Linked DNA regions of Homo sapiens: region 2 is linked to region 1. The links are chromatin loops, found by intact Hi-C in ENCODE. Cell type or tissue: psoas muscle. All regions are shown on one strand. Links, peaks and the distances in the headings refer to the core of each region. The heading gives the core; the rest is flanking DNA. Region 1 overlaps LURAP1L-AS1 (LURAP1L antisense RNA 1). Region 2 has its middle 22 kb from the start of SNORD137.

The links. Peaks named below come from ENCODE experiments on the same cell type or tissue, not always from the same donor. Only the 100,000 strongest peaks of a DNase experiment are listed, where the experiment ranks them.
Region 2: a loop joins it to region 1, with 2.4 times the contacts of the local background. A loop is called at or near these places in 17 of 110 quality-filtered maps.

What each region holds. Positions count from the first base shown.
Region 1 is chr9:12,714,810-12,724,013 of GRCh38, reverse strand. The region is part of intron 3 of LURAP1L-AS1 (LURAP1L antisense RNA 1); the gene reads left to right. Among named protein-coding and RNA genes, the nearest start is that of TYRP1, 26 kb to the right of the region's middle. In psoas muscle, for the core only: a CTCF peak has its summit at 4,383 (motif pointing left); no DNase peak of the experiment used is centred there.
Region 2 is chr9:12,989,873-12,999,076 of GRCh38, reverse strand. No RefSeq gene overlaps it. Among named protein-coding and RNA genes, the nearest start is that of SNORD137, 22 kb to the right of the region's middle. In psoas muscle, for the core only: no CTCF peak of the experiment used is centred there; no DNase peak of the experiment used is centred there.

The sequences.
Region 1 (9,204 bases), core at 3,133-5,632:
CACATACACGTGACTGGAGTTCAATATATTATTATATATATATTCGATATATATATATTCTAAAATAATGACATACCTATATATCTATACTGAACACCATCCTTGCATTAAGTTCCTATTTTTGTGATTTGCTCTCTATTGAGAATAAAATATTGCCACCTTGTGGAAGTTAGAAGTTGTGAAATCAGTGCCTTCCAAGTTCACTCAGTTTTGTTCAATTTGATAAATATCAATTTGCTTCCATCCTGTCTTAGATCATCTGCAGGGTATCTGGTCACAAAAATAAGTAAGACATGGTTTCTGCCCACCAAGAACACAATATCACAAGCATGAAGGTGTGGAAACTGTCAAGGATACGCCTTGGACAAATTGCATTGCAAAGGACTGCACCCAGCAAGGTCATGAGGGAAGTTTATGTGGAGTGAATGACTCTTGCCTGGTGGACTACTGAGAAGTAGTTAGGTGGATAAACAGTAGACTAGCGGGAACAGCATGAACAATAGCCTGGAAGTATGAAGACGTATGGGTCTTTCAGAGAAGCAAACATTTCATAGGCTTAGAACTTAAAATTTGGGAAGAGGAAGAGACAGAAGATGAGCTTGCCAAATTATCACAGACTGGTCCCAGAAGGCATAAAATACCATGTTGAGATTGTCCTTTACTCTGTTAAGTGAGGCAGGGAGATAGTTAAGATTTAGTAAATCAAGCCTTGGAAGAGAGGAGCATTGTTTGGAGGCAGTGAGAAAACTATGGTGGATCAGGCTTCAGTTCTATCAGTGAAGGAGAGGCAGGACAGAGGAAGTTACAGAAAGGCCGTGTGGTATTGGACTCACATTCAGAGACTCTCAAATATAGACATCTAATATTATCTTCAAGTGAAAGTATGCATTCAATCTCAGACAAACACTGACAGTTTTGAAAGAACATATTATCAAACAATTTTAAACTTGTATTTCAATATTAGTCATATTTCCCGTAACGCAGTCTGAATTTTTTATAAGCCCTATAATTTTCTCATGAATAGCACCATTTTACTTGCATTGAAACCATTAGTTCATTCAGTTTAGTATTTAATATATATACAGTGATAACTAACTTAGCATTTTTTTTCAGTATGTTAACATACTGAAAGTTTCAGGAAATGAAAATGTTGTAGGCCTTTTTAAAGGGTTGCAGAGGTCTAGCTAGGCAGTGGTGAAAAATTCGAGAGAGAAGAGACTTGAAAAATATTTGTTGAAGATTCATGAGCAGACATGTTGTATATTCATTATAAAGGTGGGGTGGCCAACTGGCAGATTAAAGAGAAAGGAGGAATCCAAATTGACTGCCTGGTTTCTCCTGAAGTGTCTCATAGATGGTAGCACTTTTAGCTGAGGAGGGATGAGGCATGTTTTATAGGGAAAAGAAATAGTTTCATTTTGGGTATTTGGAATTTGAAAGTCTCGAGAGCTAGTCAAATGGATTTCTCTAGCCAGCAATTAAATATGTGAAATTGAAGCTCATGGCAGTGTCTAAGGCTAAATATAGAGATTCAGGAATTATTAGCCTAGGGAAGGTAATTAAAAGTATGAAAATGGTTGAGATCACTTAAGGAGAGCTTATAGCCTGCAAAGAGCAATAAACTCGGGATGCTCCCTTGGGACTCTTCTTAAATCTGAAAGATGTTTTCACACGGGCAGGTGAGTCAACCTTTCTTGTGCAAGCTGTGACTACTAAAGCCATCTTAATTACATGAACATGTAAAGAAAAGGAAAGCAAACCAATAAACAAACTAGGTTTAGAGGAGGAATTTGAAATTCTCTGCTAATTGGTGAAACCAAAATGTCTATCATAGAAGTATTCTAAGTAGAAATATAGCATAAAAAGATTCCATGTAAAGAGGAGGAAAAATAATTGGAGAGCAGGAAATTTGGGGGAAGATTTATGAGGTAAAAGCAGAATTCTTCAGTCAGTTTTACAGTCTTGATTCAGTGTCTTCTATCATTGCCAGAAAACTGTCTAAGAATAAACTTTTCACAGCAGTTTAATGAAGAAAAATGAAGAATTTGGAACTGGCCTCATTTTTATCTATTGGTAATAACTGAGCCAATTTCTCAAAATGGGCACACAAAGAGAGTATTTATGGTAAGCTCAAAAATGACCCCCGAAGATGTTCAGGTCCTAATACCTGGAACCTGTGAATGTTACCTTATGTGATAAAGTGGACCTCGAAGATGTGATTAAATTAGGGACTTTCAAAGGAAGAGATTATCCTGGATTATTTGGTGGGTGGGTCCTAAATGCAATCACAAATTTTCGCATAAAGTAAAGATGGAGGGAGATTTGACAGAGGCAAAGAAGGCCATGTGACATAAGGACATGTAAGCAGAGTCAGAGAAGATATGATCCTACTGGCTTTGGAGATAGAGAAAGGGCCATGAACCAAGGAATGCAAGGTATGACACTTTCTGTAGAAGCTAGAAAAGGCAAAGAAAAAGACCTCCCGAGACAGTACAGGCCTGACCATGCATGGGTGTCAGCCCGGTGACTTTGTAAAAACAGCTTTCAGAAGTGAAAAAAATAAATTTGTCTTGTTTTAGGCCACTAGGTTTGTTGTAATTTGTTACAGTAGCAAATATAAAACTAAAACAGTACTTTGAACTTATAAAATAATTTCACTAGAGATCTTCAAAGATATTCTTAAAAAAAATTTACTTAAGCAGAATTAAAATTATTTAATGTTTTGACAAAGTACAAAATAAAGTCTCAAAAAAAGTTGACACTGTCCCAACCTTATTCTCTGGAGAACACTGATAGATGAAATTTAATCTTGAACTATGAGAGTGACATGATCAGTTAGGTTAGTCATAAGGTTATGGAAGAAACTTGAGTAGACTAAGAGTTGGTGCCTAAGAAAGGCTAATAATTTGTCACCCATCCAAACTAAGAAATGAATAAATATTCATCCATTATAGTTGGCAGAGTCACTTCCATCATGGTAATTTTTTTTTTTTTTTTTTTTTTTAGTTTTTAGTTATTTCTAAGTTCCTGTCTGTGATCAGAGAGGTACCTGATTTTGCCATAATTGGAGAGGTTTATCTGTGAGGTCATTAGAATTATATTTCTGAATTTTCCAGTGGTGGTTTTCAGACTTTGCTCAGGTAACAGAGTAATGGTAGAGATATGAGACGTAAAGTGCACTGATTGGCTCTTCGGAGGGTAGGGATTGTGCTGGCTTTGAAGTAGGAGCTCTGAAAAGGATCTCAAAGATCCTATCAACTTGGCTTTGCTTCCTGATTGCTCTGTATGTGATTATCTACCTGATCCAGATCTCCAGCGTTTTTTGAGGACTACAATCATACCAGCAGGAATTTAGACACATACATCTATCCATACATTCCTTGTGTGTCATATAAGAATTGGATTGAGGGCTTCATGGAAAACTGACAGAGCTATTTACATTACCTGAGATTTTGATTAACAATAATTTATATGATCTCCTCAGAAACATGTTTTGCTTAAATTACATGTCAAGGTATTTATTTAGAGAAATATGATGTCACAAAATATTCACAACTGTTGAAATAAATAGTCTATACAAGTCTTCATTGTTTTGCTTTGCTTTTTCAGATTTCTGGGGCTTTGACAGTTTTCAAAATAAAGCTTGGAGAAAAATTACAAAATAGGGCGTAATGAATTTCTTAAATACACTGAAACTATCGGTGCAGGCGTGTCACTATTACTTTCCTGGTTTGATCACTGGGAGTCATCCAGTTGATACACAGCCTCCTCAGGAAACTTAATTTGGAGAGAAAATAGAGAAGGATTCTCTATGACTGGAGGAATGTGGATGACAGTGTTTTAATAGAATACATGTTATGATAAATGTCAGTCACACACTCATTAACATATTTGTATCTTGTGTTATTTTAAAAATTCTGTGTTAGTCTAATTAAACAAATCTACGCCATTGGTGATAAAGGTATAATGCAAGACTTCCTGCCAATGAGCATTTTAAATTGAGCCCAATTATTGTAATGGGTATCAATAATTATCTACAAAGTTTATTGAAATTTTAGAATGTTAATGTCTGTCCACAGGACAAGGTAACTTATGATAGCCAATAATGAATGATAGGGCTTTCCAATGCCAAAAAAAGATGGAAAAAACAATGTGTGTTTGTAGAAATATATCATAGCCATATCTTGTTCTTTCTAGTACAAAATCTATTCTGTCATCTGCAGATGAACATTCATAGTGGCAAATTTAGTTCAGTTTTCAAAAAAAATCTTTCAAATGTATAAATAGTATGGACTAGCAGTAAACATTTATTTTACTGTGCTCCTACTTTTTTCATTAAATCTAAGCTTTAAAAGTTCTGGGAGTATACTGACACCTAGAGGAAAACAGCTTTAGGTATCATTTATTTCCAGTGGTTCTTACAGCCGCTTGTAGATAGATAAAACTCTCATGGCTGGGGCTTATTTACAATGCTTTTTTTTTTTTTTTTCTTTTCTAGGTAGACTTTAAATTTAGTTTCTATAGGAGTATCTCATAGTAAAAGGTATAGAGTAATATGGAGGAAAGAGAAGGAAAAATTAAGAAACCTCATCCTTTAATGAAATAAGAATTCATACCAAGATTAAACAGTATCCTTGTCACTCAGTAATGCCCTGTTCTGAATGGCCACAGCTACTTTCTGAAGTCAGTAGTTTGAAGATAATTTTTTAAAATAAATTGAAGGCAGATTTTTTTACAAGTATATATTATGCAGTTTATTTGAAAGAATGAAGTTTGTATTGGAACAAAATTATGGTATTATACATATATGCCTAACAGTTTGGGACTTGTTCTATGTCTACACATGCTGTAAGAATTTATTTATATATTTTAAGTCTAATTTGGGGAATCAGAACTAGATATGCATAGTCTGATTTTGCCTCAAATACATGTTCTTTTAGAGTTTAAATTGAAACATCACAGTCACTCAGACACCGAACAGGGAGCACTAAACGTATTGGGAAGGGTTTCAATCTTTCCATGGTAAAGGGACATAAATACAACTTGAGTATGGGAGAGATCTATTTTGAGCTTGCCTCACAAAGCTGTGAAAGCACAAAAGAGGCAGACGGCGCAGCCACAAATGAGGCTACTGAAAGGAATGTTGCCAAACCCAGGAGCTCCCACAGCTATTTGCATAAGTGCTAGCAAAGTTCCTCAGCCGATCTGGTCCTGCACCCCAGACGCGGAGAAGCAGATGAGGCAGCAGATGACCATTTACACTGCCAGGGTGTGTGAACCAGGGAACATCCCCCACATTACTCACTAAGTAATGAGGAGGGGACTTAGATATGTTCCACAATTCAGATGGGCCTGCCAGTTGGCCCCTGAGCTTCATTCTGTGTGATCCATACACAGCAGAGACACTCAGGAGGCAATGCAAATGAATCAACAGACAGCACTGAGGTCCCAGCAGCAGCAGGCAAGGTACTGCCTATGCAACAGGGCGTGATGACAGATAATTAGCTGTGACATGCCCTTCAATGGCAGTGGGATGAGAGTGTTCAGATGGAAACCCGTGTGCAACATGGTATCACGAACCAAGAGATTTAACTTGGGAACCAAGAGATAAATTCTTTTTTTCCAAATCATTTTTTTAAGGAGGTAGCTGGAAAGAGTTAAGTTTTCATTATTCTAGGAATAAAAGTTAAAATTTGTTAAGCAAGTACTACATTTTAGGTATTGGGAGATATACTTACCATTATCACTTCTGATGTTCTAAAAATCACTATTTTGTAAGAACCGCCTTTATTTTACAGATAAAGAAAACAGGCTTAGAGAAGTAATGCAACTTGCTCAAGGACACATTGCTAATAAATGGAAGAGACAGGAAGCCAAACTAGGGCTGTTTGAATATAGAATTAGTCTTATCATGTTGCCTATCACAAACAGATGTTGACTTATTTCCCCTAAAGGAAATTTGATAGAATGTCCTCTCTTGGCCTTTTCTTCTACTCTTTAAGTTTCCCTTATGTTGTTTATATTTTTATGTGCCATTTTTTAATTTCTTCTTCAAAATGTTGAGTTTGTTATTTTAAAAAATCACTCCAAAGGATACTACTGAAACAACTGGAAAATTTGAATATGGGCTATATATTAGAACATAGTATTGCATCCATTTTAAATTTCCTGACAGTTGTATTGTGATTATGTAAGGGAATGCCATTGCTCTTAGGAGGCACATACTAAAACAGGGATAAAAGGTCATAATATCTGCTATTTACTTTCAATTTTGTTCAGGAAAAATGTTCATAATAATGATACGCACATAGGCATGCATGGAGATAGAGTAAAAAAGCAAATGTGCAAAATACTGACAATTGTTAAATCTAGGTGCAGTGTCCATGGGAATTTATTTTATTCTTGCAATTTTTCTCTAAATTATAATTTTTTCAAGGTAAGTTAAAATAATTTTTTTAGGCTTCTCAGGCTAGTTTTGAAATCTTTAAGTGTACATGTACACAGTTAACTGTGATTTCAGTATTTGTATTCTCAGCAGCTGAATGCAGACGATTCCCAGAGCTGGCTAGCCCTTTCACCCTTGTCAGAAATTATCAATGTCTTTGGTCCTGGCATAATCATCTATTGTACGTGGAACCATTTGGGTGATATGCCACTCACTCTTCATTTTGTGGCCCGGAAGGGCTTTATGATCAGTGATCATGATGAAGGGGGATAATGTATACAAGAGAGTTTTAGTCGATAAAGAAGATACATTTTTGTCATTGTTATTTAGTTGGAAATTTCAGCCATGTGGAGATTATTAATCACACAAACCCATTTCTACTCAAATGAAAATTTCATTTCTTCTGCTTTCAAGAATCACATGAACGTTTTTTAAAACCAGAAAAGGAATAACAGGTGTCTTCACTGTTCATTTCAGTTGGAGGCATTTGATGTTCATAATCAACATTTTGAAATATGTTCAAAGGTGCCATCTTGTGGTAATATTCTATTCAGTTTTTAGCAGATATAGTGGCAAAAGTCTGAGTAAATCTGAAGACCAGAAAGAAATAACAATGGAGAAATACATTTTACAACATGCCAGAAGCCTATATTTTGGAGCATAAATAAAAAAGAATGCCAGAGTGTATTTCCATGTGTAATTTACTTATTTAATCAAAGTGCTTAATGACTCTTCTTACTCATTTTGCTAAGTTTCTATTTGAAAGCCATGTCCTTTTTTCTCTTTTCCCCAGATTAGAAGTCTAAATACTTCTATATAATAGGAGAACACATTAAGAATGAACTTCTGCTTTAGTGTTATACATTCTGAAATAAATCATTCTTCACCGAGGTTTCCAGAAGCATCACCTGCTTTTTAAAAATTTTTATTTAAAAAAGTCAAGGCTGATAAAGAATGATCAAGGTCTCCTGCCCCAGCCTTTCCTATACACAGATGACACTTTTTCATACAACTTTTTCAGCTCTTCAAATTATTTCTTCTAATTTTGCCTCTGTTTTTAAATGTATTTTTATCTTTTTAAAAAATTTAGAGACAGTAAGTTTTGATATTCTACCTTGGATGATGAGGACTCAGCTTTTATCATAGCCTTGCTCACCAACATATTTTACTTCATCCTTGCTTACATTTTTCAATTTAGTTATATCATATTTTTGTTATTATTTAATCAATTTCTTTTACTATTTAGATGGAAATTTTGTTGTTTACAGCATACTACATAGTACACTACAATGACTTTCTTTTCTGAAACAAATGGCTGTTTCCCTAGAATTAATAATTATCCCACTTTTTAATTTGTTTGGTGTTTTATAATCCTTTTTGGATGAATTCCTCTAATCTAATAGAACTGAATATATCCTTTCGACAAGGTATTTTACTGTCCACACACCTCCAAGGTATTTACTGCCCACACACAAGATATTTTACATTCCACACACCTCCTATGGAGATATAACTTTTACATTCTTCTGTCTCCTTCACTTGACATAAAATGTAGTTTGTGTTCGATCATTTCTTACTTTATGTTAGGTCATTTCCAATAGATAAGAATTTTTTTGGTGAGTTGCAGACATTATTTAAGCTAGCTCAGGTTTGAATCTTTCTTCTCTAACAATGGTGAAATTTAGAACCTTTAACAGACAAATCATTCAGGGCTACAAGATAGGTCCTAAAGTAAAGGTGTATATTACTGGCATCCCCAGGTATAAGAGAAAGACAATTTATTAGTGAATAATGGTGTGTTTATTTTGCAGAATATTCGTGAATGTGTTTTTTTTCTCTTTTCCTGTTATAAAAAGCAGACAAATCAATAGATTAGACTATTTAAGCATGGAATAATAGAGAATAAAATCGTAAGACTGTAGAATTCTTTAAGGCCATAGGAACTATTGACCTACTTTTCTTGATTATAGGGTACATTTTTTCAACAATAGAAACATTTGCATTCCCAGAATATTGCTCTCTAGATAATCAGTTTTTTAAAAATTTTGATTTTCTAATCCTCCTCTTTGCCCTGAGATCATAATTATTATCCTTTATTTGCATTGACGTCATTCTTCTCTTCAAACCGTTATTAGTGTTTTTAATAAGTATTTATCCAAAGCTTATTACATGCAAGACATTCCACTAGGATAAGGATAGGGAACTATACAAAGATTTGGCTCTGTTTTCCCAAAACTTTCAAAATGTACTAAGAAAATAATTATACAATTAATGCATATCTTATTCAAATCAAAATTCAAATTATTTACTTTTTGAGAGCATGTCGTGTGATACCTTATGTACATAATTACATATTTCCAACCTTTTTTGAGGCTTAAGTTATCTCTGCAAAAATTTCTAATAGATATTAATACTTAATTAATCCTGTATTAATTCTATAGGTTCAGTCAACAATATTTATTTATCTAGGAACTTATCAATCTCATCTTCCCATCTTCCTTATAACTGTATTGTGTCTCATTTATCTTTCAATTTCGTATATGTATGAAATATTTCAGTAAAATGGGTCTGTTCATTCTTCCCCCTTGTAAAAATTTACTGTACACTGCACTAGAAATTGGTGAAACAATGTTAAGTAGCCTCGTTATTCTGATCTTCATGATTATGAGACAACCACATCTTCTTAGTGTTTTGTGCTGTTATATCCTTGCCATATCCTATAATTTCTGCATTATCCTGTATTCCCTCTTACCAAATGA
Region 2 (9,204 bases), core at 2,917-5,416, 280 kb before region 1:
ACCTAGATCTGGATTCTTCTCTGCCACTGGTGAGCCCTAAGTATTTTAATAAATTACTTAACCCCTATTTGCATCCGTTTCCTCATCTGAAAAATGGGGATAATAGTAATATGACATCATAGTGTTGAGAGGATTAAATGGGTTTTACATGTGAAACATTTAGAATAGTGCCTGGCTTATAGTGAAGCACTACACTAGTGCTTCTATTACATGTTTCTTTATAAGTATGTATTTTAATGTAGGAGTGTGCCTTACTTTAAATCAGCAGATAGCTTCCTGAGTCACTAAGAGAGAATAGGTAACTCATAGGTAGTATTCTGTGACTATTTCTGTGCAACTACTTACAAAACTCAAGAAGGGGTACTCTTATGTACCCCTTCTTGACTTATCATTAAAGTACCTTAGCTATTCCAACCTAAGTGTTTGTTATGCCTCATGCTTGGCTTTATCATTAGTTATGTAGAAAAACATTATCTTGATATTGGCATATGCATAACACTTATAGATTGAATATATGGTTTTCTGCATTTATTTTAGATTTTGCTCTCCAATTACTGTATTTTCTTTTGTCCAAGTATGTGACTTGAAAGTTTATAATGTGTTTTAGATATTTATTTTGATTATGCAAGTATTTCATGTTCATCATAAAAATTAGAAAATATAAAAAAGTAAAAGCAGAAACTATCACCCGTAATGCTACCAAATGATGACTGCAGTTACTTAGTGTTTGTTCTTTTAAATCTTCTTCCTCTAAATTTCCATGCCTCCATGTATACACAACATATTTATTCTTTTCAAATTTAATTTATCATATACATTATTTTATAACCTGATTGTTTCACTTTGCAATATGTCATGAACATATATCTATATATTTTACTATAGATTTATAGAATACCTTATAATGCCTTTGTAATATTCCATTTTATGGATGTATCTTAATCTTCTTAAACTACATTCCTATGTCAAGCAGTTAATGTTTTTTTAATGTTGTACATTATAAACCAAGCTCTGATAAAAATCAAAAAAGTTAGAATAGTTTGTCAATAACCCCAGGATATCTGATTTCAGAGAATGGAACACAGCATGAAGTACATTTCCCAAATGTGGATGAGTTAAATGTCCTGTTTAATATTTTATTTATTAAAAAGGAGGTGATCAGAGACCTGCAAGTTATTTTAGAACATCTGATGAAATTGATTAAAAAGTCTATGTTTATTAGTAATGACTTCTAGACAGATTCTGATACAGTAAGTTTTCCTTTCTTTTTTGCAACTCATTTTATGTTACAATTGGGGCCTCCCAAAGAGGAAAAAGAAAGTACAAACAGACATTTTGTGATTAAACAGACATTTTATGGTTTTGACAATCACAAAAATAGCTTGAGTGGTCTGAATAAAACATCAGACATGTATAAATCTCCTTCAGTAATCATTTTTTTAATATGATATTAAAAAGTTTAATTTTTTATTCAGAATTTGGGACACTTTTTTTGAAAATTCATTTTTATTTAGTTCAGAAAAAATTGTTCCTAAATATTTTTTTCTGGTTTGGATACTGGCTCAGTGAAGAGATTGATTTCAATAGATTTTATTTTAATATGCTCATGAAACTTAGAGCTAGAAGGAGCCTCTTTAATGATTTTGGAGTGTTATTTTTTATTTAAAGTCAACAAGAGAAGGAGATGGTATTTCAAAAGAAAAGAATACAACAAAGATATAAAACGTTGGGAAGTGTGCTAAAGGAGAACTGGAAATTAACTCTGGGATGTGGTAAAGCATCTGTAAGAACAATCTGCATTTCACAGCAAGTGATATTTATAGTCCATTGAATACCACTGAAAAGGAGTTCCCAATAAAGGACATGCATAATAAATTATGCCACTAAGCATTGTTGGCAGTCACATCCAACCACATCATATCGCTGGATAAATGTGTTCTGCTTAAACCAACTCCAGCAGGAACTCAGACAGCTTATGTGTCAGTGTATTTGTAGGTAAGAAGGTGGAACGTCTTGCTCACTAGAGAACTGTGATGCAAACATTCAGAACACTTTCTCCACACTTTGTACCTCAAACCCTACTGTGTGCGGTGACCAACACAGGGTAAGAGCTTATATACCTACTTCATACTTTTTCTCATAATGGAAAATAAAAGCAAAGAGCTACTCTTCAGGGCCAACTAGTTGTTCCATTTTCAGAGATTTTACAATAATCGAAAACATAAACAAGTTTTGCTAAAATCTTCAAGGAAGCACAGAACTCCCCTTCCCCATTGGCTTGGGTAGGATTTATTTTGAACAGGATAATCTAAAAGAACAAAGCTAAGGAAGTTCATTTCTGAATTTTGTTTATTATTTCTCTCTAAGGACCTCATCAACCAACCTCCCGTATTTTTTTGCTAGCCTTTATTGCTGAGTTTTTCTCAGCAATTGTACATCCTGTAGTGACAATTTCCTTTATTAATTCTTTTGGAGAAAAGTAGTGTAAGGTAAATCACACCTGTTTCCTTGACTTAAACAGACCTTTTGGAATCAGGATGCACCTTTTCTGTCTCCAATGAAGTCAAGTTGTGACCAAGAAATTCCAGGTGCTGCTGGATAGTCAACAACTTCTACTCATGTACAAATGCTATACTTCTGCTTGACTATTGCAGTTTTTTTTTTTTTAACTCATCTCTATACTAATGAGGATGCAGTGGTTCTTAACTCTGATTTTGAACAGGGTTAAATGTTGAAGATTTTAATTTTCTCTCTCTTTTTATTGTGATATATTTTACGTACCAAAAAAGCTCATTTACCAGTTTTGAAAAATGTCTACAGTTGTATAATGGCCACTGCAATCAAGATATGGAATTTTCATCACTCCAGAAGCTTTCTTCACACACCTTTCAGGCAATCCTCTTCCTCCATCATACCTGCTAGAAACCACTGATCTGTTTTGTATTCCCACAGTTTTGAAGTTTCTAGAATGTCAAATCATGGACTCATACAATATATGTCTTTTGCTTGGCTTTTTTTTACTTAGTTCAATGCTTCAAGAATCATCCATTTTGTTGCATATGTCAGTAGTTTGTTTCTTTCTCTTGATGAATAGTGTTCCACTTATGGATTAATCACCATCTGTCTATCCACTCACCATTTGAAGGACATTTGGATTTTTTACAGTTTGGGGCATTTACGGCCCAAACTGCTAAAACCATTCACGTACAGGTCCTTGTACAGAAACATGTTTTCAGTTCTCTTCGGTTTATGAATAGGAGTGGAATTATTATCCCATATAGTAAATGCATGCTTACCTTTATAAAAAAAGTCAAACTGTTTTTCAAAGTGGCTGTGCATTCATATTTTCAAAGTGGCATTTTGCATTCCCCCAACAATAAATGAAAATTTCAAATTTTCCCGCATTCTATCTAGAATTTGGTATGACCAGTCTTTTTACATTAGTAATCCTAACAGGTACATAGCATTGATAACATCTCACAGTGGTTTAAAAACTTGCACTTTCCTAATGATTAAAGATAATGAGCATCTTTTAGGTGCTTATTTGCTATTCTTATATCTTGTTTGTCTTCTTATTGAATTTAGAAGTTACTTGCGTTTTCTTCTAGAAGTTTTAGAGCTTCAGCTCTTCCACCTAGGTGTATGGTCCATTTTGAGTTAGTTTTTATACATGGTGACATAAAAATCAAAGTACATTCTTTTTGTCAGTGGATATCCTCTAGTGTTGGGCTGCTATTATCTTGGCCCAGAGTGGGGCTTGGGGTTCCAGAGTGTGTTTCTCAATGTTTTTGCTTCACCCCCAGTCTTCAGCAAGCCTTGCTCACCTGCATCACAGAAGGGTTCTTTGTCCATGCTCTTGCCCTTCTCCTAAGGCACAACTATGTTCCTTGTTATTTGATGCAAGGTCTCTGGTGGTAACGGGAGTGGTTTCTCATTCCCCTACTCCACCCTCAGACTTGGGCCGGTCTTATATATATATGAGCCCAGGAAGTGGGGTTTTCTCAACCTTCCTGCTTGTTCCCCAGTGCACTTGGAGAGTGTAAGCAAATTTCCTGCTTCTCCTCCTAGTGTCAACAAAACTATCTTGTATAGGTGGGAGATCTTGGGTGTGAGTAAGTTTTTTGTCCTTCCGGGGTAGTAGCTGAACATTGCCTTGAAAAGGGCAGAATTCTATGCACAAGTGGGATTTTTGCCACTTCCTCAGCTGCAGCTTATCTTTGCCTCGGATGAGGGATGGAAGGGTCCTGCTCTGCCCCAGAGGAAGCTGGCTTTTGTTTCATGGCACACCAAGGTCAACTCTGAGATATGGGCATGATTCTTACCACTTCAGTGGTAGATGGCTTTTGCTTTGTATTTGAAAGGAAATCAGGACGTGGGAGGTTCTGTGCCTGCTGCTAGTGGCAGCTGATCATTTCTTGGTATTTACAGAGTTTTTGGAGAATGGATAGGCTTCTGTAGATACTCCTGCTCCACTTTTACTCTTTGGCAGGTCATGCATGCTTGTGCCATTGAGGGAGGCACACAGGTCTTATGCTTTGCCAGCAATCTTTCTCATGAGTGCCTGGTGGATGCCCTTGGAAAAGACTTCATGAGCGGATATGGACTCCACTTGTATGTGCGGCTCCAGAGACTCTGAAATGTCGATTTAGCCCCCAGTTGGTCTTTAAGAATTCATTATAATTTTATGAGATACAGGAAAGTTCACATCTCTGGGCACTTCATTCTTTTGTCTCAGGCCCTTCTCCTGCTCTCTAGTCTTTATATGAGCTGCTCTCATCTCATTGTGCAGCTAATGCTTCTTTGACTTAACAGTCTGTTACTCAGATTTTCTAGTTTTGGCTTTATCATGCTTAGATTTTTCTCCTCTTTCTTATCACAGAGTATGCTTCATGTCTTTAAAGATGGTACCCACTTTTAGACAGAAAACTAACCAGCAAATAATCTTCTATGAGAGTTGGCTTTTCAAGTTTTCAGGGATATATAGTCACAGCTATTTGGGAGAACTCACAATTGTTCTTGTTTCATTTACATTTTAAAACTATTTTAGAAGATGAATTTATGCAATGGAGGTATGCACAATGGTGCTCTCTACAGCTTACAGATGCCAGTTCTATTGTCCCTCAAGTAGTATCCTTACTAATCAATCTAATAGATAACAGAGAAACAGGATTTTACTTTTTCCTAAGGATCAGTTGGTTGTGTAGCTGAATTGGGGCATTTTTGTTGCATGATATCTTTTCTTTTTAGGGAAACTTATACGATTAAGCAAATATTAGTGGTCTTTAGAAGAACTATTTGGCATTTATTTCTATAATGATTTAATGCTTTGGAATATATTTTTATTGCAAAAGCGAGAAAAGGAATTTTCTATGTAGGAAGCATCATATTCTATTTTGCATGTTTATTTTAGGCATTTTTGAGTGTTTCTTTGTATGTTGCAATTGGCTGGAGTTCATAAAGATAGCTTCCTACATCCAGCTGCAGCAATATTTAGATAATTTAAATGAACTGTTAGAGATCAGAGAAGGGATCAACAATCTGTTCTTAAAAAGGACAAAAGCTTACAAAAATAGTTGCTAAATATTCTCCAGTTCAGAAATTAAGATGCAATTGTTATTTGCAGGAAATTACTGATAAACTATTCCATAATATCTAGTCTATCCATACGTGTACACAAATGAATGAGTAGGCTTTTCATATATCTAAAAGTGGACAATAGGCTGGACATGGTGGCTCATGCCTGTAAATCCCAGCACTTTGGGAGGCCGAGGCGGGTGGATCACGTGATGTCAAAAGTTCAAGACCAGCCTGGCCAACATGGTAAAACCCCATCTCTACAAAAAAAATACAAAAATTAGGTGGGCATGGTGGTGCATGCCTGTAGTCCCAGCCACTTGGGAAGCTGAAGTATGAGAATTGCTTGAACTCAAGGAGGCGGAGGTTGCAGCTGAGATTCCACCATTGCACTCAAGCCTGGGTGCCAGAGCGAGGCTCCCTCCTTAAATAAACAAATAAATATTAAAATTTTAAAAAGTGGATAATAAATATACACCTAAAATAATGTGTTAAACTATGTCAGCCTTTAAATTTACCCCCATTTGACTGTCTATGTCAGGACATTAAATGTAATGCTTAATTACCTTAACATTTTCATTCATTCATATTTATACATTCCATATTATATTAGGTAGATCTTGAGGTGGTTAAAAGATAAATCAGATATAGATTCTAATAACTCATAATTCTATAATCAATTATAGTTAGCATATAATTCATTAATGAGGAGTTTCTATTAATCCATATAATTATAAGACAAGTAAGAAATTTGTAAGTGTATTTGAAAACACTGAGATACAATTATTATGGGCCTTAGTTGTATTAGGAATGACAGATTGCTTTAAGATGGGAATATGAAGGAAGAGTTCATGGAAAGGTGATACTTATTTTCAAATAATGGATGGGATTTGGATATATGGAGATAATTAAGAAAATAATTCTACATAAAGCAAAAAAAAGATCCCTGGCAGTTATTTTAGAAAGGGCTTTGAGACCAGAAAAACTTACTTTAAAATTTAGGTCTGTAATTAATGTTTCCAAGGATAGCCATATCATTTAAACATATTGATTTGTGTTCATTGAGCACTTACATATAGTGTACATGGCACTCTGTCATCTCCTCTTTGCACATGCTATTTATCTATGCTTCCATATAAGGCCAAAATTCCTACCAGTGGACTGAAACTCACATTTCCTATCCTACTCAAAATATTGCTTTTAAAATGGTCTCCTCTCTGATCACCATTATTTTTTCCTCTTGCTGAATTATTCCCACAAGCAAACATGCTACATTATCTCCCATATTAAAACAAATAACCATAATGACAAAACAATGGCAAAAAACTCCTTTCTATGTCAGTTTCGTTTTGCTGCACCCCCAAAATCATTGTCTTTAAAATAGCAGCTATGTTGTCAGTTCATGATTCTCTTGGTTGGTAGTTTAGGTTGGGCTCAGTGGGGCTGTTTTGTTCTTGCCTGGGCTCCCTCATGTATCTTGGTTAATTTTTATTTGGTTAGGTGGCTCTGCTTCGGGGGGTTGATTGCCCGTACTTGAGTGACAGAGTGAGGGGGTGAAAAGGAGAGTTGAGGTGATGGAGACACATGTCTCTCATCATCCAGCAGACTAGCTTGGGCTTGTTAACATGGTGATTGGAAGGTATTTCAAGAGAAAGTGGAGAGTTTGCAAGGCATGATGAAGCTCAGAACAATATCACTTTCACTGCCTTCTGACGGTCAAACAAGCTGCACGGTCATTTCAGATTCCATCTGTTGATGAGAAGATCTGCAAAGTCACAATGCAAAGGGGAAATGAATACAGGGAAGAGAATAATTATGGTCATTTTTGCAAATTTTTTTTTGTACTTTTCATCCTATTGCTCTTCCACCTACTATCCCCTTTTTCTGCTTCCTTTCAGAGAAAATCTTAATGAAAAAGTTTCCATACTCACTCCCTCTATTCCTCTCCTTCCATCCTTTAAAAGGAAGAATGAAAACCTATTCTTGTAAACATGGCCATGATCTCTACATTGTCAAATTCAAAGGTCAGTTTTAATTCTCATGTAATCAACCTGTTACAACCATTTGGTTTGAATTGCTAGCCCCCATCCTTTTTGAAAAAAATTGTTCATTTGTCACCCGAGTTGCACCTCTCTTGATTTTCATTCACCATTCTTTCTCAGTTTTCTTTTCTGGTTCCTCTTCTTTTCCTTAACTTTTAAATATTGAAATACTCCGGGGCTTAGTTCATGGAATGGTCTTGGGTTTTCACTGAGCCCTAAACAATCTTATCCAGTCTCATAGCTTTAAATATCATATTTTTACCAAATTTATATCTGCAGCCAAGATTGTTCACTCAACATCCACACTTGGACATACAACTGCTTACTAGGCTTTCTACTATAGTATCAAACTTAATATGTCCAAAACAAACTCTTATTTTTTTTTCCCACTCCAAACTTCCTACTCATATATTGTTTCTCACATTGGTAAATGCCGTCTTTATTCTCTGGTTACTTAGACCAAAAATTGATATATAAAACTTAATTTTCTTTCATCTTCACTTCCAGTAGATCAGCAAATCTGATGGCACTACCACTCAAAGAGATGCAAAATACAAATGTGATTGTTAATACCAAGTGCCAACTTGATTGGACTGAAGATTTACTGACTTCATGTCAGCATTTAAGTATTGTTAACTTTATGGTATAGTATTTGGGTTGGGGATTTGTGCGTTTCTGGCTGTACGAAGGATAGTTGTATTATGTTAGGCATAACTATGACCTTATTATTTTCTTTATTTGAAGATTAAGTATGATCTCAGGAGATGAGTATGGGTTCAAGTTGACAAAGGGTGGACTTATGAAGGTTAATACTGAGTGACAACTTTATTGGATTGAAGGATACAAAGTATTGATCCTGAGTGTGTCTGTGAGGATGTTGCCAAAAGAGATTAATATTTGAGTCAGTGGGTTGGGGATAGCAGATCCACCCTTAATCTGGTGGCCACAATCTAATCAGCTGCCAGCAAATATAAAGCAGGCAGGAAAATGTGAAGAGGTGAGACTGGCCTAGCCTCCCAGACTACATCTTTCTCCTGTGCTGGATGCTTCCTGTCCTCAAACATCAAACTCTGAGTTCTTCAGTTTTGGGACCAGACTGGCTCTCCTTGATCCTCAGCTTGCAGACAGCCTATTGTGGGAGCTTGTGATCATATAAGTTAATACTTGATAAACTATTAACTTACATATATATCCTATTAGTTCTGTCTCTCTAGAGAACCCTGACTAATACAACAACCAGTTCTCATCATTTCTATAACAGCTACACTGGTCCCTGCCATCACATGGAACTTTGTCTTAGTTTCTGCTTTTGCTCTCTTCCCTTTTGTCTATTGCCTGTATAGCAGCTGTGTAATCCAGAATAAAAACATAAATGAGATTATGTTACTCCTTTTCTCAATGCATTTCACTGAGAGTTGAATGCAAAGTTCTTAACCTAGCCCACAAGGCTGCACATGCTTGAATGTCTCACAGCCTCTCTGATCTCATTTCCTATCATTTTTCTCCTCACTCACTCTGTTCTAACCATACTAGCTTATCTGCCATTCCTTGTACTTACTGAGTGCATTCCTACTACAAAGGCTTTGCA